Linked DNA regions of Homo sapiens: region 2 is linked to region 1. A link is a contact called in ENCODE Hi-C data. All regions are on one chromosome and are shown on one strand. Each heading gives the region's core, a stretch centred on a gene start or an enhancer-like site at or near the end of the contact. The rest is flanking DNA. Distances are from core to core; before and after follow the strand shown.

What was found. Hi-C counts contacts between places; a loop is a spot of excess contacts on that map. Pooled maps may share reads with other maps.
Region 2: a map of heart right ventricle shows a loop between it and region 1 (2.4-fold over the local background). The contact joins two enhancer-like sites. A Hi-C loop is called at or near these places in 2 of 168 maps with a recorded cell type or tissue (cardiac septum and heart right ventricle) and 4 of 50 pooled maps.

What each region holds. Positions count from the first base shown.
Region 1 is chr2:144,997,562-145,000,896 of GRCh38, reverse strand. All of the region lies in intron 3 of TEX41 (testis expressed 41), which reads right to left. Among named protein-coding and RNA genes, the nearest start is that of LINC01966, 120 kb to the right of the region's middle. Within about 2 kb of position 1,690, at least 4 of the 41 ENCODE cell types and tissues checked have a DNase peak (open chromatin) inside an H3K27ac peak, as active enhancers do; they include heart right ventricle, where a contact is called at or near this core.
Region 2 is chr2:145,156,799-145,160,133 of GRCh38, reverse strand. The region is part of intron 3 of LOC100505498 (a long non-coding RNA gene); the gene reads right to left. Among named protein-coding and RNA genes, the nearest start is that of LINC01966, 280 kb to the right of the region's middle. Within about 2 kb of position 1,678, at least 11 of the 41 ENCODE cell types and tissues checked have a DNase peak (open chromatin) inside an H3K27ac peak, as active enhancers do; they include heart right ventricle, where a contact is called at or near this core.

The DNA.
Region 1 (3,335 bases), core at 441-2,940:
GGAGGGGGTGGCAGAATGCGAGAACCAGGGGTGGGAGTCAGGATCATCTCAGAGAACTTTCTAAAAGAGCATGTAGAGATAAAAAGCATGTGTGATTTGAAAAAAAAAAAAATCCAAAACAATTTATAAGTCACCCTCATTTCCTTCCTAATTTGAGATCCAGAGTGGAAAAGAGAATTCTTCCAATGGGAATGGATAATTAATAAAAATTCTTCCACTTCCAATACTCAAAGACTACATAATATAGAAGCTTGGCATCCTCCCAGCTCTTTCATAAATCATCCCACATTATGCAACACTTATTTTTCCAAATAGAGGTAAAAGATTACATCCTTAAGGTCCATTTTATCTAAATGCATCCCTTTTGGCCCAGTGTGTAGAACATATCTAGATTAATGATTGAGGGCATCTAACTATGAAATGAATCACTATTACCTTTCCTTTTTCCACCCCCCCTCTCTCTCTGTTGGCTTTTCTCTAGTACAGGATTTTTCACAGGACAACAGCTTTTGATTTGGACTTTTAACCTCTTTGGATTGAAGTAGAGAGAGGGCATATTAGAACAAAATTTATGGAGAAATTCAAAATTAAATATCAAAGTGTAGGCATGAATGTGTGGGACAATTTTGATTTGTATTTGCTTTCCCACACCATTTTGTATCCCATGGTAGAGGCTGTCATGAGTAGGGAAGTATTCCAGTTAGTGGAACAACGGCCTGTGAATTCATATATTGGCAACATCTTAATTCTGTTCTGTGACTTAATCTCTCTAAGATTTACATTGTAAAAACAGTAATCTAGACATTTCAGGGTTGCTTGCTATCTAAAGATGTAAAAAACAAAAGTACACAAATGAATGGTTTCAAAATGCTTTTGAAAAATAATGTAAACATCACCAAAAGGTTTTGTTTTTAATTGTCAGATGCTTTCTTTCTCATTTTCAGATGATGACAAACACAATGGCAGACACTCAATATTTCTGAGAGTTTTTTAATATGCAAACTTTTTGATTTGAACATTAAGAGTTTGATAGCACACAATAGCCTCTGTGGCTTTAAAATGCCTTAATTATTTTAAATACAAATGTAAAATTCAGACACCTAGTGTTACTTAAATGCACCCAGGTTTCTGTGGTTTAATAATAACATCTGTTTTGGTTTTTCAACCACAAAAGTGCATTTAATCTGTTCTTCCTTTAGTTGAACTTTTCACATCTGCTTCGGCTCGGTTCCCATAAGCTAAAGACCAGATCTTTTCCAAAAGTAGGAAGTCTACCTGTACGACTGTTGTTCTAGCTCAAAAGATCTGTTTTTAATACCAGCTGAAGATTTCAAAAGAATAACAAAAATAAACTTCTTACCCATAATGCACTTCTTATGCTTTTTGGCTTACATATCAGTGCGGTCATTTTATGAATGCAATACTGCCTGGACATTTTAAATTAAAACAGTGAATTGTCAGATCACACATGCCCAGGTAGTCCCTGATCTCTTAAGTTTTTTAATCATGGAAAAAGAGTGTATTCTATTAAGTTAATTTTTCATGAAAAAGTTATACTAAGGATGGACAGTGGCTTAAAAACCTCAGTGGTTTTTTTTGGACACACACTTAGTGCTTATCTGAATCCCATGGGTCCTGAAAAGTAGGCCGGAAAATGTTGCAAGGACAACATTACTTCACAGATTTTCCACAATTGTTTGCTGCCTCCGAGGCTTCAGCTCTTATAACCAATCCTAAGAGACCTATCTAAAATCAGAGACTGTGAAACCAAATCCTAATAAGCGTCTTTGAAAACCAACCAAGGTGCTGAGATGAAACACATTTTTCTTTACGTATGAATTTTGGTAGAGAAAATTATTGAATAAATGAGTGCCTGGGTTAGATATGTGATAATTGTTTTTCTCAAGTGGAAAGATTGACTCTCTTTATCAGCATTCACAAGAGATTGAACAAAGCTGAATATTCAGTCTTTATTTGGACAAGATTTAATTGATATCAAGTTAGTCTAATTATTTTATTTTAGAAAGTTATTTTGAATATGTGAGATGCACATAATTATATATTTTTCCTGATGTATGATTATGTAATTATACGTGGTCCTGTTTACAGGACAGAGCAACACAGCATGCTGCAATTAGTAGGTGTTCAACTCATGTTTGGTGAATGAGGCCTAATGAGGCAATATAATGGAGAGAGCCCGGTAGACTACCTTTGTCGATGCAAACAAGATGATTCTGTGATTTGAATAATTTCCCAATGTCTTACGTAAATAGGAGTTGTCAGCAGGGGTGATTCAACTTAATTCAAAAAATATTTACTGATTGCATGACATGTGCAAGTCACTACAATAAGCAGAGTAACAAATACAGGAATAAGCATGAGTTTTACAAAGTTAAAGTAGCAAATTATGAAAAATGCCTTAAGAAAAATAGCAAAACACTGTTATGGTGGAAATAGCATTTGAGACAGGCCTTGAAAGAAAAGTCATCAAAATTTGGAGAGTGTTGAATACGAGAGTTTTGAACGAAAGGTGAGAAAGAAAGTGATCTGGTAAGACAGCAAAAGATTTCAGGTCTAGAGAACATAATTAGGAAAAGTAGAGAATGACAAGCAGTTTCATTTGTCTCATGGACAAGGATAAAGATAGAAGAGTAGCCTGGTGGTATGCTATGGAACACTTTAAATGCTCTGCCAAGGAGCAGGCACATCATATAGTAGACAATGAGAGCCTGAATCTTCAAATTAGGTTTTCTTAATGGTATTCAAATATTTACCACAAATTTCCATCATTTTGCCAGCAAAGACAGATCTAAACAAGTACATTTTTTTCCAAACTTGGTCAAAATCATTTGGTATTGCTCTTAAATTTATTTTTCATTTAAAAGATAAGTCGTGGAGGGGGATATCTGTCAAATTTTCTGAACCTTACATTCATTGCTGGGCTTGAAGATAAAGCATAAGAGGTCCTTTTACAGTTCACGCAGAAGAAACAGTCTCTGGAAGAGAGAAGGAAACCCTTAAAAATATGAGTAGAAAAGCCATTTGTGGAACTTCTTGCACCCAAATACTCAAAATTAAGTGCTATCAAGATCTATTTGACTATTGGCAATTCTAAGAAGAAGGCTCCCTATATAAACCATTAGTTAAATGACAGTTATTGAGATTTTTATTTAATGACAAGGAGGAAGGAGAATATGACACAAAATAAGACAAAGACTTTTCCTGTGTGATTTTGGATCTAAGCACTTATTTATAACTATTGTAAATATAACTAATATTTTGGTCACTTTGTTGAGAGAGTCATAAAATCAACTCTATAAATATTAATTGAGAAA
Region 2 (3,335 bases), core at 429-2,928, 160 kb before region 1:
GCCACTCTCTTCCCCCACCCCTATCCAATAAGTCTTCATACAGTGAGTCTCAGGAGGTGGTATGTAAATATCTCAACTTTCTCACCTCTCAGATGGGGTCATTCTGAGGTGTGTGTTTTCTACTATATTCCAGAGGTCCCCTGCAGGATTAAGCTCCAGCCACACACAGTGATAGCTAGCTTAATAAAGCACTCTTTAATGGATGACTTCACTGCCCTGGGCCTCTCCCCTACCACCCTCAACTAGTGTTTCCTGCACCTCCCAAATAAACTGCTTGCCCTCGTGCCCTTATGTCTAGTTCAGCTTCTGGGGAAACCCAAACTAAGACACCAAGCATTTGCATTCACAGGGCTTCAACTACAGTGATAGTTAGATCCTCCTAGGCAGAAAGAGAAAGCGACAGCATGCATTTCTTCTCTTCTGGTGTTCTCTTTAGCCAAATTTGCCATATTTAACTGTTTTTACATGCAATCTTAGTAGACAAATTAAAGAGATTATTTAATAGTTTACACAAGTCCTATAATTCAGAATATGAATGCAACATATGAGTAGCTTATGTGTTGGCTCTGTTCTAGCCCTTGATCTGTAGGAGCAATAAACAATGTGAGTGCATGGGGGAAAATCTCACAGAAATAGCATTGTATCCACACCTGTGAAGAACAAGCATGGTTCGAGGATATTTCTAACTCTGGGGAGTGATAAAAGTATGACACCATAAGATATGCAATGCTATAAAGACATGAGTTAATTTTAAAATACTTTCTATACTATAAACTATTAGACAAATATAGGGCAGTGCTATTATTATAATGATGAATGGCATACACATGATATCATATGAAATAACCTAAAATCTGTTTCTAAAATATGAAAAAAAACTTTTCCTTATAATAAACTCTAATTTCTGAATCACCAAATCTTATTAGGGCTGCTTATACCTATGAAAACTATACCAATATTTAATTGACTTCAAAACTGATTAATAAAAGACTGTCTCCAACATGTATTTTGAACTAAATATTTTAGCATCCGCTTACCATGTCTATCAAAAATGCTTAATAAAACTTTTAGTGTGAGGCTTTATTAGTCCTTGATGTTAAATGTCTAGAATAATCTTCTTCTTAGGGATCCTTTCTAACTGCAAGTTTAAATTTTAAGGGCTTTTAAATTTGCCTTTTTGTTGTTTTGTTGGTTTTTCTTTTACAGCAATAAATGAGTCCACTACATGATTACTCTAAGCAACCTTTGATTTTAAATAAGTTCTCAGAGAAAACTAATAACTCTAAAATTTAGCACTTTCTTAAAAATCAAATCCATTTCTACATGATGTAATTTCTTTTCAAAATTAATTTTAAGGACTAGAAATTCTTCACTGCTAATTGGTACATTGGGTATAATATTTGTTTTTAGATACAGAGTAAACAATTTACTTTAGTATCAAGGAAACATAGTTAAGATTTTATTAGAATTCTAAAAATGAATAATAAGCCCAGCCCTGTGCTTGTTGTAATAGCTAAAATAAACTTGCTGCTCACACCATGGTGACTTAGCTAAGCTCTTCCTTCATTCCATCAAACTGCATGGGGCAGCAGCTGGGCTTCTTTCCGACACCCTTGGCATGTTTACTGCAGCCATGTAACTTAGTCTCAGAGGGCTGGGGCTGTTGCTAGGGCTTGGACCACACCTTCCTCCTGCTTACCTAAAGCCCATTGGTCATGATTTCATAATCAGGCAGTTTTGCACAATGTCAACATAGGGGCATTGACAAAAATATTATCTGTGTTTCTACAGGTGTTATATTTTTTGCTCCCCTAGTGACTACTAATCATTCAACTGGACTAAAATGATATATTTTAAAAAACAATGTCCTGGCATTGCTGAGAACATGCATATAAGGCCATGAAGGTCTACACAGCAAGGATTGCACAATAACCCATTAAAATAAACATTTGCAACCGCAGATAGCTGGACTGAAATCCTGCTCTGATACAAATAACATCTGGACAACTTTTTTTTGCATCTTCCAGCATAAAACACCCTTGAGAAAAAATAGAAGGAAAGCTAAAAGACAAAGGACCACTAAAGGTTTTATTATGTTATGGGTGTGGTGCCATAAATTTGAGGGGGCTCAGGCCAGAGTTGCCAAACCCGAATTTAAACAGCATGTTGTTTTTAAAAGTTGTAACACTGATGAGGAACAATTCAGTTTTCTTACATAATTAATCCAGTGTGAAATAGAGTGACTGGAAAACATCCAGTGGTTTAAAAATAACTCAATTATTTATAAGTTCCACAGTGCTATAGGATTCCACTCTAAGGAGTAGAAAGTGAAACATCTTGGTACCAAGTATGTTGTTCTTATTCAGCAAGGGCCTCAGGAAGTCAACATAAACAATCTCATAGTAAAAGATTATGCTGAGGCCAAAGACACTAAGGTTCCCTTGGATTATGGATCAGGCTAGTGGGCAGGAAAAAGTTTCTTTCCTTGACATTTATATATTGGTGATAAATAAATATTAGTATATCTTACTAATCCCCAAAGAACTGAACAATGTGAAGTGGGGGTATTAGGCTGCAGGGAACAGAGGGAAGAGGGGAGGAGGTCTGGGAAAGAAAGAAAAATGAGCCTCTTTCATAAGATCTATAACATAGGCTATGAATCATACATGACAGTGAATGGACTTTAATTTCTAATGTTGTTCTTTGATGTGAAGCAAAATAATTACAAGCTGAAAGATACTAGCAAGTATTATATTCAATATAAAGATAAAGAAATTAGCCATAAATAAACCCTTCTATAAAATCTCATGCTCAGGGCAGGCTCACAGCTAGCAACATACATTTGTGTCAGCTACAGCTGGCTGCTAAACAAAGGGAATGAAAGTTTGCTTCAGTTAATATTAAAATCTTGCAAAATATTTCACAGTTGTCTCAGGCATTTTTTTGCTCTTTTTTCTACTTAAAGGGGGCATGTGAGAGGTGGCAATAGTCTAAAAGGGCCAAGCCAGAAGTTAGAGCATGGATCTGTAAGGTGCCTTTAAAGGGCTAAGGAGCTTTACTAAGTCATGTGATTTACCTTAAATTCACCCTTTGTTTCAGCTAGAGTGCAGACATAAGTAAAAGAAGGAAGCAGACCTTTATTCATTTGGCCACTCCATCAACTGTGGGCCTAGTACGTTCCAAACTTACTGTATTTGTTTCTTTTATCCTTGGAAACAAACAAATATGAACCACGATTGTATAATTTACTTACTAGGCTAAACAAGCACGATTTTGATGTACTAATACCCATAACAACAAAAGTAGATGTCAGTTATTTAAACAAACTATTAAGT